2 separate regions of the Homo sapiens genome follow, and region 2 is linked to region 1. Evidence: chromatin loops called from intact Hi-C (ENCODE). Cell type or tissue: endothelial cell of umbilical vein. All regions are shown on one strand. Links, peaks and the distances in the headings refer to the core of each region. The heading gives the core; the rest is flanking DNA.

Evidence for each region. A loop is a pair of places that touch in the nucleus more often than their neighbours do. Peaks named below come from ENCODE experiments on the same cell type or tissue, not always from the same donor. Only the 100,000 strongest peaks of a DNase experiment are listed, where the experiment ranks them.
Region 2: a loop joins it to region 1, with 6 times the contacts of the local background. A loop is called at or near these places in 22 of 110 quality-filtered maps.

The regions. Positions count from the first base shown.
Region 1 is chr10:30,184,733-30,193,062 of GRCh38, forward strand. No RefSeq gene overlaps it. Among named protein-coding and RNA genes, the nearest start is that of JCAD, 130 kb to the left of the region's middle. In endothelial cell of umbilical vein, for the core only: CTCF peaks have their summits at 1,793 and 2,004; DNase peaks (open chromatin) are centred at 1,379, 1,689 and 3,579; H3K27ac peaks cover 3,181 bases.
Region 2 is chr10:30,038,371-30,046,700 of GRCh38, forward strand. The region is part of intron 2 of JCAD (junctional cadherin 5 associated); the gene reads right to left. Among named protein-coding and RNA genes, the nearest start is that of JCAD, 17 kb to the right of the region's middle. RefSeq lists a silencer at 5,541-5,813. In endothelial cell of umbilical vein, for the core only: no CTCF peak of the experiment used is centred there; DNase peaks (open chromatin) are centred at 3,581 and 5,211; H3K27ac peaks cover 3,124 bases.

The DNA of each region.
Region 1 (8,330 bases), core at 116-8,115:
CTTCTTCCCTGGCATTGAAGAGGATAGGGACTGCTTGTCTTCTTGGTGGGCGGGCTATTTATTTACTCAGCTCTCTGGATAGCCTCAGAGTGGTAGGCTTAAATAAACCAGAGCGTGGGGGTGGCACGTGCTGGGAAGGTGGGAAGTGAGCCTCCTGTCCCACTCAGGTCTCTCCTGAGTTTGGAGCCACCTTACAAATCACAAATTCCACGGCCAGAGAGTCATGGTTCCAGCAACTCCCCTTGTCACATACAGGCCCGGAGCCAATTCAGCAAAGACAGGAGACATTGCAAACCAAATGGTGAGCTCAAACAAGTCACCATGGCCAGGTGAGGTGGCTCACACCTGTCATCCCAGCACGTTGATAGGCTGAGGTGGGCAGATAGATCACTTGAGCCCAGGAGTTCAAGGCTAGCTGGGCCAACATGGTGAAACTGCGTCTCTGCTAACAATACAAAAATTAGCCGGGCTTGGTGGGGTGTGCCTGTAGTCCCAGCTACTCGGGAGGCTGAGGCAGGAGAATTGCTTAAACCCAGGAGGCGGAGGTTGCAGTGAGCCGAGATAACACCACTGCACTCCGAGTTAGACCCTGCCTCAAAAACAACAACAACAACAACAAAACCCCCAAAACAAACAAAAGCCCCAAAACCCAACAAACAGAAAAACCCCCCAAACAGACAAACAAAAAAACCCAAGTCACCAAGCAGCCATCAAAGCTCCCCTTGCTTTGTTACACCAACTTAGGCGCTTGCTCATCAATCACTGCTCATTCTTCAGTCTATTCCTGAGTGCTTGCTTTGGAATTTACTGTTATTTTTTGTCTCATACTAGATTGTTCCAAGTGGGGCCTATTCTTTCTAATTTTTAATATACATTCCCATATAGTTCACTGAAAATGTTGGACACTCATCAGATCATCTGGATATGATAATTTTGGGTGGGTGGGAGGATGGTGTGATTTGTCCTGGCTACACTGGAATTTTAGAGATCTCTTTTTATTTATTAATTTTTTTTTTGTAGAGACAAGGTTTTGCTCTGTCCCACAGGCTGGAGTGCAGTGGTACAATTGCAGCTCACTGCAACCTCCAACTCCTGGGCTCAAGCAATCCTCCTACCTCTGCCTCCCAAGTAGCTGGGATTACAGGTGTGCACCATTACGCCTGGCTGATTTTAGGAATTTAAAACCAGACTACATCTTTGCTAAAAGTTTCTTTTCACCTTTTGGGGTTCACTTAACTAGTTCAGACACTGTTTGGCAATTCTGGTTCAACAGGACTTGAGAGTGCTCTGGGACTAATTGAGCCAAGTACCATACTATGAATCTGGTTGGTGACTAATGTACTTGGAACTAATAGGAAAGAGTTAGTTTATTTTGGCTCAGTGATCTGGCCAGCCATTGCTTAGTGACCACAAATTATGACCCACAGAAGAAGTGAAGTAATTTATGTATAATCATAGAACAGCTAACACCTAGACAGAGGTTCTTCTGAGCCAGGCATCATGCTAAGAACTTTGCATATATTAACTCATTTAATCCTAAAAACAACCGGCTGAGGTGAGTTTTATCGTTATCCCCGTTGTGCAGATAAGGAAACTTAGGCAGAGAGAGGTAAGCAATTTCTCCAAGGTCACACAGGGTTAGCTGGACCTTATATAGACCCAAGACTCACTCCCTGTCTTGCCTTGCACATTGGCAAAGGCTAACCACGATTTTTAATGAACTCTGGGCAATTAATGGAGTTGATTAGCCGTGGCCGAATTTGTGCTGCCACCATGAGGAGGAAGAATCATAGTCCACCCAGACTGATGAGAACTCAGGAACCAGGAAAGGCAAGGTGAATGTGAAGCTGAGGTCTGTGTCTCCACTCAAGGACCAAACAGGAAATTCAGGGTGGGAGGGGGGCTCTGTCCAGTCTCCCAGCAGTGACCAGGGACAATGAGCTGGGCTTGGGCACCGCAGGGCTTAATTGTGGACTGTACCATGTTAACCGAGCTCAGAGTCCAAAGGCTAAAGTGAAACAGAAAGCCAGGCCGACTGTCTGGCTGGGTCATCTGCCCAAGAGGATTAGAGGAGGCAGAGCAACGCAGGTGTGAGTTAGCAGGGTGGAAAAACGAACCCAGCGTGCAGGCGCAGCTAGGAAGAGGTGGGGACAGATGCCCTCCGAGCGTGCCGCACTACTTCTCACGGGAAACCTTCAGGCCTGGGGAGTCTCTGGGGCGTGGTGAGGGAGGTGCTGTTCCTCCTCTCATATTCCTGGCTTGGCAGAGCCTGGTCCTGAAGTTGGGATATGGTCTAGTTACTAATATATTCTGTTAGGACATGACCAGGACACAGGAATCCCAGCTCACCGCATCCCCACCTGGGTTCAGAGAAGCAGATTGGATAGTGGGTAGACGGATGGCCTTTCGAAGCAGATAAACCTGGGCTCAGACTTTGGCCTCCGTTAACTCTTAGCTATGTGACCTTGGGCAAATCTATAACCTCCCTCTAAGCCTCAGTCTTGCCAGTTATAAAATGGGAATATTAATAAAACATGTAACTAACCAAGTTAATGTAGTAGTTAAATGCCATAAGAGGTGCAGGATAGTTTGCAGAAGGGTTGACTTGCACTAAATGATACCTCTATTTGCTGTTGTTATCAGTGTCAGGAATAACAAACGTTATTGGCTGGAAGGTGGCAAGGAGAGGGCAGGACTGAGCTAAATCATCCTTCTAATTGTTTGCGGGGCTCTCTTTTCTTCCTCTACTTCTAACTACTTGGATATGAGCCCTTCCAAAGGATCTCCCCTCCCCCAGAATCCCAAGCAAATGCCAGGTGCTTAAGGGACAGCAGGGTGGTGGCTCAGGAGGAAGCCCTAGGTCTTCTCCCACAACCAACTCTCACCTCAGTTCTTGCCTCAGCCAGAAGAGCTGCTGTGGGTCCCTTGATCCAAATAGCCGTAATAAAGCTAAGCTGCCTCGGATTTCTAAGGCCATTTTCTCAGAAGAGTCCCGTGGGCCCCTTTGAGTCAATCCTGGGAAGCCAACGGGGTGGAAGGAGAGTCAGGCTCCACGAGGTCGGGACTGTCAGCTCAGAGTCTATTCCTGGCCCTTCCTAGCCTCACCTGGGTCTAAGTACGCTCCCTGGCCCCACAAATGCCCCGTTAGCTATAGGCATCACCTGCTGAGCTCCCAGCCTCTTTGCGAGGTACTCCTTATTCTTCCAACTTTCAAACAATAGAAACACAAAATCTGTGTTTCTGTGTTTGGACACAACTCTCGTCACTTTGGATAGGTGCCTCCAGCTGTATGATGAGACGTGGGCTCTGCTCACTCACCGTGACCTCGAAACCCTTGAGACCCCTGTGGAGCAGAGCACGTCCTCACCCCCAGCAGCCCAGCCTCCTCCTGGGACCCCCTTCTGTCCCATCAAGGGACATCTCTGATACCTGGGAGACCTGGGCACCGGAGCCCCTTGCTCACCAGCCCCTGCCCAGTGAAGAATGAATGACTTCAGGATCCACTGCTTAACAAAGAAACACATGAAGGGGCCTGATTTTCCCGGCTGCTAAGAGGGGAAAGGAAGCTGGGCTCTGTGAATCACACAATGCCATCCAAACAATTCAAGGAAATGTCCAAGGGAAGGGACCAAAATAGCCCAGCACATCCCTGCATGCTGGGAGAGTCAAGAAAATGAAAGCCGGGGTCTGTCCAGCACAAGGAGATGGGACATTTAAAAAAAGAAAAGACAGTTTCCCCACAGCAGAGGAAGCTGCCATTTATAAATATTTACTGAGACAAAGTTGTGCATTCACTTCCAAGCCCAGGAAGGAAATATTCCAGGGCAGAGGTAGAGGTCTGGGTGCTGGAGGCCGGCTCTCCCCTGCCGGGGAGCCAGCCACCGTGCCCATCAATCTGATCCTCAGCTCTGGGTTACGTGACAGATTGTGGGTAGCTTGACATAGGCCACGATGAGACGAGCCGCACTGCAGAAATGGGCAAGTGTCACACAGGAGGGCTCCTCTCCCCACCACCACAGGACCGACAGTTCCACGTTTACCAGCACGTCACTGGGCGGAGAGACCAGTAAGGGACCCAGCACATCCCAGCAGGTGGCAGGACTTCACTCCTAGTGGGTTTTGGCTTGACTGTGGATGCCCAGGAAGACGAGCCTTTGGCCCAGGCTGTGTCCTCCAGTGGAAGGACTTCATTGGCAGAGAAGTTTGAATAGAGATGCTAACTCTCCAAGTCTTCTCTCTCTCCCTCTTTTCTAACAGAGTCAATTCTGAAAAGCTCTCTCTGGAGGAAAGAGTCTTCAAGACCCAGCTAACTAAACATGGAGCCCAGGAGAGGATAAACAGTATCTGTTATCATACTCATTATCCTTGGCTTCAAAGGACTCAACATGTTTACAAAGAGAACACGAGAGTTCTCTATGTTTATTTTAAAGTATGGACTTTAATAAACAGTCTTAAAAAAAAAACCAAATAACTCACGGGGAAAGCAATCTTCTTTCTGTGTTTTATGCATCAGTCAAAACATAACACTCCCTTTGGCTTTGGCTTAAATGAGTTTTGTTTCTTCACTAAAGTTCACCGTTTATAAAATACATACACTTTATTGACTTTGATCTCCCCACTGGCACAGCTTGAGGTTGGTTCAAAGTTCTATAGAGTTAAACACAACCACATGTGACTGAGGCAGCTCTTGTGGCCTGTTTGCCAATGTCTGCAAAGGCAAGACAGGGATCAGAAATTTTAGAGAGGCAAGCGATGCCAAGATCAAGGGTGTGCCCCCGACTCCGAGGAGACCTCAGCCAAAGGCTTCCTCCTCCTGGCCTGCTTCTGGGTAGCCAGAACTTTTACCAGGATGGAGAGGTGGGCAACGTGGCACAGGCCCACACTGTCTCCCAGAGGTGAGGAGTATGCCAGCCGAATTGGCTCTTTCTTATCTTCCCAGACTTGAGACACTTGGAAGAAAATGCATGTCTTTGCAGGTTTTTTTTAAAAAGTAAAATTCATACTCCTTAGTTACAAGAAGTCAAAAGTATAGGCATTTAAAATCTATGTGCTTGTGCACCCGTGCGTAGAGGTATATAGGTAAGCACGCAGATGAATGATAGAGATGAATAGATAGATGGACAGACAGACAGATAGATGATAGGTAATAGATAGACGATAGTTAAATTGATAGGTGATAAATAATACATAGATGATAGGTAAATGAGAGTAGATAATAGTAGATGATAAATAGTAGGTAAGTAGATAGGTAGATGGATGGATGTAAAATATAAAGGAGTTTAATTGAGCAATGAATGATTTGTGAATCAGGCAGCCCCCAGAGTCACAGCAGAGTCACAGAGACTCCAGGGATGTCTCGTGGCCAGAACACATTTATAGACAAATAAAAGAGGGAAATGATATACCGAAATCAGCAGTGAGGTAAAGAAAGAGCTGGATTGGTTACAGGTTGGCATTTGCCTTATTTGAACACAGTTTGAACACTTAGCAGTCTATGAGTGGTTAAAGTGTGGCCACTGGGATGGGCCAAGACTCAGCTACTGTTACAGGTGCATACTACTAAGTTAGGTTTTCAGTCTTGTCTGCCTATTAAGCTAGGTGGCAGTTCATCCACAAGGACTCAAATATAGAAGTATGGAGTCCTTCTCTGTGGGCGGAAAGCCACTCAGGTGCCGAAGCAAGAGACTGAAGGCACAGGCTGTTCCAATATAATAAAGAAAATAGTTAGGATAAGAGAAAGTTATATGAGTAATAGAATATAGAGATGATTATATATGGATATTATAAATCATTAGTTTTTAGTATTAATCTTTGTATTATTATTATTACCAAAGAAAAATCAGGCCATACAGAGTTAGGAACTGAAGGGACATTGTGAGAAGTGACCAGAAGACAAGAGTGTGAGCCTTCTGTATGCCCGGATAAGGGCCGCTTGAGGGCTCCTTGGTCTAGCGGTAGTGCCAGTGCCTGGGAAGGCCCCCGTTATTTAGCAGACTGGGAAAAGGAGTCTCCCTTTCCCTGGGGGGAGTCAGAGAACACTCTGCTCCACCAGCTCTTGTGGGAGGCCTGACATTAGCCAGGCCTTCCCACTGTCATCCAGAGGCTTGAACGTCTCCCTGTGATGCTGTGCTTCAGTGGTCACGCTCCTTGTCCACTTTCATATCCCACCTGTACACCTGGCTCCTCCTTTTAAGTTCTTAAAAGATAGCAGTAACAGAATTAGTGAAAGTATTAAAGTCTTTTATCTCTCTGATAAGTGCATAGAAGAAATGCTGACGTATGCTGTCCTCCCTCTCTGCTTCCGCTACCACAAAGGGAAAGGCCCCCTGTCACGTGGACATGTGACTTGCTTGACCTTATCAATCATTTGAGATGACTCACACTCCTTACCCTGCCCCCTTGCCTTGTATACAATAAATAGCAGTGCGTCCAGGCATTCGGGGCCACTACCAGGCTCCGCACATTGGTGGTAGTTCTCCTCTGGGCCCAGCTGTCTTTTCTTCTATCTCTTTGTCTTGTGTCTATTTTTCTAAGATCTCTCGTCTCCGCACACAAACAGAAAACCCACAGGCCCTGTAGGGCTGGACCCTACACTTCTCAGGCCATATTTAGTTTGCTTTAACAGATAGATGTATACATAGATAGATGATAGATAGATAGACAGATAGATAGATAGATAGATAGATAGATAGATAGATAGATAGATAGATGTAAATTCTCTGTCAACTCTCTGATTTTATTCTTCCTGCAAGAAAATTTTCTATCATTTTCTGCAGGCACTGGGGTTGCCTACCTGGCAGCCATTGTCCCCTTCTTCTGTGGTGACAGAGTCCTGATTCAGTTCAGTTCCATCTCTCCTCCTGAGGACTCAGAATTAAATCTGTTTGTTCTAAGTCAGTCCTGGTGACCCCAGTACCCTTGCCTGGGACTGGTTCAGTATTTGATAGGAGATCATTTCTTTCTTTCTTTTTTTTGAGATGGAGTCTCACTCTGTTGCCCAGGCTGGAGTGGCTCACTGCAGCCTCCGCTTCCCAGGTTCAAGCAATTCTCCTGCCTCAGCCTCACAAGTAGTTGGGATTGCAGGCATCTGCCGGCATGCCTGGCTAATTTTTTTGTATTTTTAGTAGAGATGGGGTTTCACCATGTTGGTCTGGCTGGTCTCAAACTCCTGACCTCAGGTGATCTGGCAGCCTCGGCCTCCCAAAGTGCTGGGATTACAGGCGTGAGCCACATTGCCCAGCCGGAGACCATTTCTAATCAATGAGATATGATGGATGATTCGCTTGTGGACTACTGACAGGAGAAGACTTTTCCTCCCCAAATAAAGGGAATTAGGAAAGAACTCTCTTGTTTTTCTGTCTCCAGCATGTTTGAAGCTACTGCAGTTGTCTTAAAACCATGAGGGCAGCTAATTGAAGATGAAGAGTGAAATGATGGAGAAATTGAAGTCTTTACTTAACATTCAGTTAATCCACTGAATGAATCAACTGTAAAATTGACCTCATTCTGGACTTCCTGTTATAAAAGAAATAAATTCTCTTATTATTCAGGTTTTTTTTGGGGGGGGGAGAGTAACGGCTTTATTAAAATATAATTCAGATACTATATAATTCACTCATTTAAAGTGCACCACCCAGGGCTTTTTAGTATATTCACGGGGTTGTGCAACCATTACCACAAATCATTTAGAAAACATGCCCATCGCCTCCAAAGCTATGCCACCCCCCATCCTCCCCTTTACACCAGCCCTAAAAACCACTAATTCTGTCTCTGTGAAATTGCCTGTTGTGGATATCTTATTTTATTTTATTTTTTTGAAACGGTGTCTTACTCTGTCACTCAGGCTGGAGCAGTGGCATGATCTCAGCTCCCTGCAACCTCTGCTTCCCAGGTTCAAGCAATTCTCCTGCCTCAGCCTCCCGAGTAACTGGGATTACAGGCGTGTGCCATCACACTCAGCTAATTTTTGTATTTGTAGTAGAGATGGGTTTCACCATGTTAGCCAGGCTGTTCTCAAACTCCCAACCTCAAGTGATACACCTGCCTCGGCTTCCCAAAATTCTGAGATTACAAGCGTAAGCCACTGCTCCTGTCCTGTTTCTTTTTATAGCTGAATGATACTCCCTTGTATGTGTATACCACATTTGGCTTATTCTTTCGTTTGTTGATTGACATTTGGGTTGTTTCCACCTTTTGAGTTTCATGAATAATGCTGCTATGAACATTTGTGTACAGGTGTGTCTCATTTTATTGCACTTTGCTTTCTTGTACTTTGCAGAGATCGTGTGTTTCACACATTGAAGATTTGTGGCAACCCTGCAACAAGCAAG
Region 2 (8,330 bases), core at 189-8,188, 150 kb before region 1:
GACCAACCTACAGGTAGCGAAGACAAAGAGAGAGCCGGCACGGAGGTTCATGCCTGTAATCCCAGCACTTTGAGACGCTGAGGTAGGAGGATCGCTTGAGCCCAGGAGTTAGAGACCAGCCTGGGAAACATAAGGAGACCTAGTCTCCACAAAAAATTTAAAAAGAAAAATTAGCTAGATGTGGTGGTGAGTGCCTGTGGTCCTAGCTACTCGAGATGAGCGGGAGGATTGCTTGAGCCTGGGAGGTCAAGGCTGCAGTGAGCTGAGATGGTGCCACTGCACTCGCCTGGGTGACAGAGAGAGACCCTGTCTCAAAATAAAAAAAAAAAAAAAAAGAAAGAAAGAAAAGAAAAGAGAAAGAGAAAGAGAGAAGAGAGAAGAGAGAAGCAGGATGGAGCAAAGGGATACAAATGAAGGAAGAAGGGTATAGGTCCATGTGGAAGGAGAAGGAAAACAATAACCTGGAGAAAAGGTAGGTGGAGCTTGTGAGGGCTCCTGGGGCAGCCGCCAGCTGCGTGTACTAATGTGTCCCCGATGAAGGTGCTAGAACCTCTCACTGGGAGTCAGGGTATCTCTGAACAACATCCTTCCTGCAACTGCACTTCTAAGGGAAGAAAGCTGGGTCATAAACCCCTAACCCCCGACTCACGCCAGCTATTTAAATGAGCCCACTCCTTTTACTGATTAACATGGCAAGGACGCACTGATGCCTTCTAATGAATGTAAAGGCAAGAAGCCACACTGGGTGGCCCTTACTTGGAGGCAGACTCCCTAGAGGGCCAGATGCTGACGCCCCTCCCATGCTAGGATCCCACTGATAGAGGACCCTGTCCCTCCACATCAATGATCATCCTGGGAGCATCCCAGGTCCTACAGGAAGCCACCCCTGAGGGTGTTGTCACAGGCAGGGACAGGAAGCACTAGAGAAATGGTTCCCCACCCGAGTGACTAGGAGAAGTCCTGGTGACTGCACGCAGGGCAGACACTGTTCCCTCCCACAACGTGAGGCCCTTCCCACCTGATGGGTGGGCAGCTGGACCGGCCTCGGCTTCTGATGCCTCATCTGTACTGCAGGGACAGAATCCTTCCTTTTGAGTTTTCTGGGAGGGATGAAATGAGATAATACCTTCAAAGTGTTATTCATCACTTTCTTGTGGATTCCCTAACTTGAGGAAGAAAAGGTATAGATGGAGAAAAATAGGCTGAGAAAACAATGTCTGTGGCCAGTCCTTGGGGAGCCGGATGAACCTGCAGTTGACACCCAAAGACGGCTGCCCAGGGTCAACGGAACAGTCCAGGCTCGGGGCACGTGCAGAGGGGTGGTTTCTGGCTTCTCATCACACCAACAGGGAGCAGTGTTGGAACGTTGCCAGGAGAGTGGTGAGCAGCTGCCCTGGGCACTGGAGGGGCGGCGTGGGTTTAAAGGCCAACACCACGGCTGTCCAGTGGAACGCTGTCGGCAGCGTCCTTAACTGCCCCTGCCTCTGATGCCTCATCTGTACTGCAGGGACGGACTACGCCTTCCTTTTTGTATCCTGGGAGGAATGAAATGAGATGATACATTCAGAGTGTTTAGCACAGTGCCTGACACATAAGAAGCCCTTGTTTCATTTGGTATTAACTCAATTAAAATACATTCTCAATGGAGTAGGTTATCTTGAAGCTCTGTTTGCTTGATCGCCTGGGGAAGGGGGTGCGGGTGGCACACAGGAAAGGGTGAAGAACCGAGTGTCTGTCTGAAGGTGATGATTATTTCAGATCGGCATTGTCTTTGTCTAAGCTGTAATCAACAGGCCTTCACAATGCCAGGAAAGAGTGACGTAGCTGACTGTCATCACAAGACGCTGCTCCTCCTGGGGATGGCTGGTCTCTGATGAAGAAGCTACACCCATTTCCACAATACGGATGCAGAACAAACCAGTATTTCATTTATTAAAACAAGGCAGGAAGAGAAGCTCTAATCCATTCTCTCTCATGCGTATCTAATAGGTAAGGCAGATTATTTCAGTATTTTCATATTTTCTCTTTAATAAGGGCATGTCAGATTTTTACCATGTTAAACTGCTTTCACCAGTGTGAACCACAGAGTGCCATGATAGACATGGAGAAAGACCAGCCTCGTTCTCATTTGCCTTTTTCTAGCACCACTCTTGCTTTCATTTACTTATTCATTTATTCAACAAATATTTATGGAGTATTCGCGGTGCCTCCGACCCACGGTTCTTCAGAAGCCAAGATGAGGGCTGTGAGGAGCAGAAAAGGTGGTCACTAGTCATGGGTTTCTGAGAGCCTGAAGGACCCTGCAGCTGGGTCTCTGGTGATGACACCCTAGGGAGGCCGCCTAAAGGCCCCAGGCCCCATAGCTGCACAGCGGCCCACCAGTGACACCCCCAGTCCACAACCTGTCCTTTGTCGAGAACGCAGAGGCACAGCCATCTTTGAGGCAAAGCGGCTGGACCAGAAGACCCACTCGGGTCTCTTTTGGACCCCCGTCTCACATTCCTACCCTTGGTGTCTCTCTGTGGGGCATTTCTTAGCTCTCAGACTCATCCAGTTCTCTAGCTGAAGGCAGAATTCCACACGAACAACTCTCCTCTTGGGGATGGCATAACCAGCAAGATGCATGAGGCCCTCGGCAGTGCTGCCGCTGGATCTTCCTTGTCACTCCAGAAGCCTGCACCTCCACACCACTGCACCTCCAGAAGCCTCATGTTCAAAGGACACAACCTGCTTTTTAGTGGGGAAACTGGTGCTGGTAAAAGCTACATGGGGCACATGCAGGAGACAGGACCAGCTTCCAGGCGCTTCTGGAAGTTTCCACACTTACGAACGAGACCAAGGAGAAGGGCATACAGAAGACAGTGAGGGAAGAGGCGGCCTGTGTCTTCCTGGTGTTCATGAGCATGCCAGCCCTCAAGAAAGAGAGGCTTTGCCTCGTAACAAGGTCAAAATACCAACAGCTAATGCTTAGTATGGAAACAAGCAGTGAAAAGGCAAATCGTGTTTGAGGATTCATAAGTTTGTAAAAGAAAGAGGAACATAGAAACAGATGTTAAACTTGAAGCATTCTCTGTTTTTGGAAAACCCTTATAAGCAGGATATGATTTAAGAGAAGCTTTAAAAGACCCTGAAAATGAACTGTTTACCATATCCAGTAGCACTATCTAGAATGGATGTTTACTGATCAAATAGAAACCTCCCAAGATGAGGGCCCCAGACCACCACATCAGAGACTCTCCCTAGGTTGCTAAGTCTCTCATTAGTTACAACTGCCGCTGATGACAGGAGATAATTACAAGTTATTCTCATGGGTAACTAACAAAAAAATCTTACCAGAATTCCTGGGGCTATGCAGAGAAGAGCCAATTATGGTATAACTTTCAGCTTCAAACCTCTGCTATGTTAAGTGTATTTTACAGCTTCCTCTGATTATAATATTTCAAAGGAAACACATTAAGGAAACCCTGAGTGCCTGATAACAGCCTTTTACATATTTTAATGGTCGTTAAGTATTATTTAGTTTTGGCTACTTGTATTTTAAGCATGCAGTTTCCTCCATGTGCAGATAACACAGTTTTTCCTCTTTGCCTACTTCCTCTTACTGTGTGTGTGTGTTTGTGTGTGTGTGTGTTTCAGCAGGCAAGCTTTGGACATGGCCTGTGAGTCTTTTCCTGGACCACGTCAGTGCCTTTCATGCAAAGCCCACAGCCAGTTTCATCACTACAGTCTGTTAACTGAGACCATTTAGGAGCGGGCTAGCATCTAGATGAGCTCTCTATGGAGTCAACGACTTAAAAAGGGGAAAATGCCAAGTCTTTAGTGTTATTTGTCAAATTGTCTGTGAAGAGAACATGTTTTGGGGTACACAGGGAGTCCCTGTGGCCTGGAAACTGTCCTCACCCGCAGCACCTGCAGTGGGGAAAGCTCAGGCACCCATGCCTGGTCATTCCCTCCTCCCCATCCAACCTACCTCTCCCTTGTCCAGCCCCTCCCCTCTGATCGGAGCGGGGAGACACCCTAACCCAGTACTCAAGCATCCACCGGCTGTCTGAAACTCAATTTTTTCAAAAGTTTCAACTAAGAGATGCGGGCAGTTGACAGCAGTGGGTTCTGAAGCTAAGCCATCAAGGGGAGCAAGGGCGGAGTCTAAGTCTCTGCCAGCCAGAGGTACGGGGAAGCAGAAGCTGTCAGGGAAGGGAAGAGGAGCAAAACAAGTACCCGGAGACGCACAGATGGGTGGCAATGGGAGGCAGAGATGGGTGGCAATGGGGGACAGAGATGAATGAGTCCCCAGGGGAATAACCCACAATCCAGGGGGACACCTTCTCATTCCATTTCTAATGAGGCCAGCCAGTTTTTCTCCATTTCCTATGAATGGTCCGTGAATCTCTCCATGAATCCTTACAACGACCCCTCCCTTTCCTTTCAGGTAGGTTCCACTTCCTGCCTCCCAAAGGATCTATGAAGGAGGGAAACTTTACTGCTAGGAAGTCTTCAGCCTGGGGGCAAGGAGGGCCCCTGAGCCAGGGGTCCCACAGTCAGGCTTCACAGTCCATCTGCTGTGCTTTAAACGCTGGTAAAGTTACCAGTCATACGAATGATGGCCCAACACGTTAACATGTAGCTTCAAAAAACAATTACTGTCTACTCATCAATTTAGATAAACTATGTATGAAGGAGAACCAACTCTTGGTCCTTCTCCACTACTTGCACCTAAGAGATTTTTAGCAAGTTCACATGCTCCTTTGTCTTTCTCCCCAACAGAATTGTCATTCTTCTCCTGTCCTAGATGCTCAGTACTACTTGATCTGCTAATAGTGAAAGCTCAAAGCAACAGCCCCCTCAGCACATTAGGAAACAAGTGTCCTGTATGCTCAAAAATCTCATCAAAGCTTCATGTTTGTGTTTTGTTTTTTTTAAAGTTTTACTAGAAGTCCCTCGAGTAAGAAAGGGAAAAAGAAAAAAAAAAGTAAAAAAATTTTACTAGATAGAGCTGGTCTTTAAATCAGAAACTCTGTTCTAAACTGATACTAATCATTACAGGGTAAGGAACAGTCCTGACCATTCTCACCAGACAATGCTGATATTCCAGCTAAGCCCCAGATGATGGATAATCCTGCCTTCCATGTATGCTCCCTTTACAACATCCACAGAAGAGCAGTGTTATGTGCATTATCTCGTGTAGACAGGTCAGGATGCAGTCTTTATAGGCCTCTCCCAGACAGGAAAGGGACACAGCTGGGCTCTGAGAGCTGTCACACGTCCATGCATGCCAGGGGGAGGGTGGAGGACAAGGGACTGAGAAAAGACCATCCAGCGATGGTAACCCCAGGAGCTCACAGAATCAAGTGCTCCTTTCAAACGAAAACAGGCCTCACCTGGGGAGAGCTCAGCCAGGCCCAGTGCTGCTGCAGGGTGGCAGCCCCAAGGCATCTGGCAGCCCGGGGGGTGGGGAAGTTGTGGCTCAAGCTGGGCTCCCTCCATTGCTGCACTGAGCAGCCATTGATGGCCAGTGACATCCTCTGGGCTTTGTGTTGGCTATGGTTTAAATGTTTATTCTGTCTAAAACTCCTGTTGAAATTTAATTGCCATTGTAACAGTATTAAGAGGTGGGACCTTTAAGAGGTGATGAGGTAATGAGGGTTCCACCCTCCTAGGTGGGATTGGTGCCCTTATAAAAGGATGAGTTCAGCCCTCTCTTGTTTGATCTCACTCTCTCACCTTCCACCATGAGATGACACAGCAAGAAGGCCCTCATGAGATACCACCACCTTGACCCTGGATTTCCCAGCCTCTAGAACTGTGAACTGATAAATTTCCATTCATCATAAATTACCCAGCCTGTTACAGCAGCACACATTGGATGAATGCAATGTTCTTCAGTTCTAAGATAATAATATTGCCAACATGCCTAGGTCTCCACTATTCTGTCAGAATAAAACAAATTTTCATTCAGCCCCTGTGGCCTTCCAAATGACCTTGATCTCCATCTTTCCCAGGACATGAGTGGGGTGTTGAGGACTGGCTCAAAGTGTGGGGACACACTTTAAGGCAGCCCTCAACCAAGAAACTGCAGAAGAGGAACTCTCGTGACCCTTCCCAATCACGCTGATGGCTTCAAGTTGGACAGGGCTATCCCGGGCCCCAGGTACCCCCTAGACCGGGAGGCCAGCCCAGCAGAGGTCACTGTGTGGGATGGAGGAGGCAGCAAGACCACAGCTGTGCTTTTGAGTAACCAAAGACTGGGATCTGACAGCACCATTTATTCATCAGATTCAGAATTCACATAAGCCATAGCAGTATTGGCTTTTTTTTTTTTTTTTAAATTTAAGCTGTTAACTATTGACACCTATTTACTTTTTCCCAAAGCACTTTGTTTCTGATGGGGAAAAACAATTCTCCTTCATGCCTACCTTTCTGTTTCCCTCCAATTTTCAGTTCTCTATTGGGCACCTAAAAAAAAAAAAAAGTCTTTCATTTCAACCCAGGGAACCTTGCAGCCAGTCTCTGAAGCTTGGGGCACTGGCAGGGATGTCTGCAAACATGTATGCATTTGCTATTTCTACCCTAGGAGCCAACCTTCAATCCAAAAGCCACTCTACACCATCTAAGTGAATCGGCCAATCTCAACAACATGGACAAGAGGCCAGATCTGTCGAGAACTCTGTCATCTGTATGAAAACATCCCAGGGCTACACAAAGCCACTTATCTGAGCCCTTCACTCAGGATGGAAACAAAGGCAGCTTGCAGATCTGATTATGCCGTAGTCCTCAGGAACCTGTTACCACACAAGGGGCTAGAAAGTCCTGAGCGAGTTGTGGATGAGGTTGGCGGCCACACTGCCCACACAGAATTCTAAAGGGGATTCTCCTGCCTCCCACCGTGAGACTCAACTCTGATCCAGCCCCTCAAATTTGAGGGAGACCCCACGTAACCTACATGGTCCATCTGCAGGGATTCCATAGCCCTGTCTTTACTTCATTAGAAACTGACCGTTCTGCTTTTCAACAGTTGCTACAATTGGGGAAAGAATAAATTGAGCACATGAGCATGTATTAAATAACCATATATGCCCTGTACTGTAAGACTCTGTACAAGAAACAAAAGAAATAGGAGACAAGGTACAATCTCAGTACCTTGATATCCAAGTTGGAAGGTACAAATATACTCAGCAGAAAACTAAATGAAAAAACAAAACAAAAACAAGCACCCGTTTGTGTGGTAGTCACTAAGGTTATCTGAACCCTCAGACAACTCACCCATAAGACCCCTTTTCCAGCTCCATGCTGGAAAATGGCAGCCAAGAAAGTGAAGGCCTTGACAGTAGTCGACAGAAGTGTGAGTTCTGAAGCACAAGGTGAAAGAGAAACAGCTTCCAGCCCCTTCTTCATTGTGATTTTCCCCCCTGAGCCTGGCTCCATCAGTGCTAACTCCTCTTGCTCCTCGCTGGAGAAGCATCTGACTTGGCAACTTAAACCTGCTTTTACTACGCTGGGCAGAAACGAGGGCTCTCACCTTTGCTTTTCTCCAATAATGTGTTAAGTGCTCTGACTAAAAACAAAATCCTTCCCATTTTTGCCTGAAAACTGTCAACCAACAAGGAAGGTCCTTTGTCTGCAAGGGTGACCTCGAACCATGGAAGGCGAGTTCATTCCCATCAGACTTGCCTGTTTTGTGTGTTTGTTTGTTTTTCTTAAAGAAAGGTCCCTGATTCCGTCTGTGTCCTTTGTCCATATCTAACTGCTGACATGCAGTTACATAACACGCTCTGTAGACTCAGAGCTCTTCCTCCCCAATCTGTGCCTGGTCCCAGTGCAGCACTAAAGGCAAACACAGTGTTAGGAAGGGATGACAAAGGTTTCCTCCAGGTGGAAACCGCCTGGGAGAGGGTTTCAGGGCTCCTCTCCCAGCCTGGCTCTGTGGCAAGCTGCCGAAATTCTCTCCTTTTTTACCATCCTGTTCCCCTAGCTAAACCGCCCTCTCTTTTTGTTGTAAGGAAACACCCACAGATGCAGCTGTATTCAGATGGGATGCCCACATTAGGGCCAGTGTGCGTGCAAGGAAAAGATAGGTCAGAAGCCAATGGAATGATATGAATATACCAGAAGAAACGTTTTGTTTTACAAACGGAGGGGAATACAGAGCCCTTTTCACTCTCTGTAACCTGCAAAATATTGAATTGTGTTAATAAGAAAGCCAAATATACTGTGAATGGGTGCGTGGTTGTGAAATAGCTTTTACAAAGTTCTAAAATGACTCCTATCTGAGGCAAGATGAAGAGATTACAAGGGAACCAAGAAGCAGAGTCCTAACACATGGCATTTAGCAT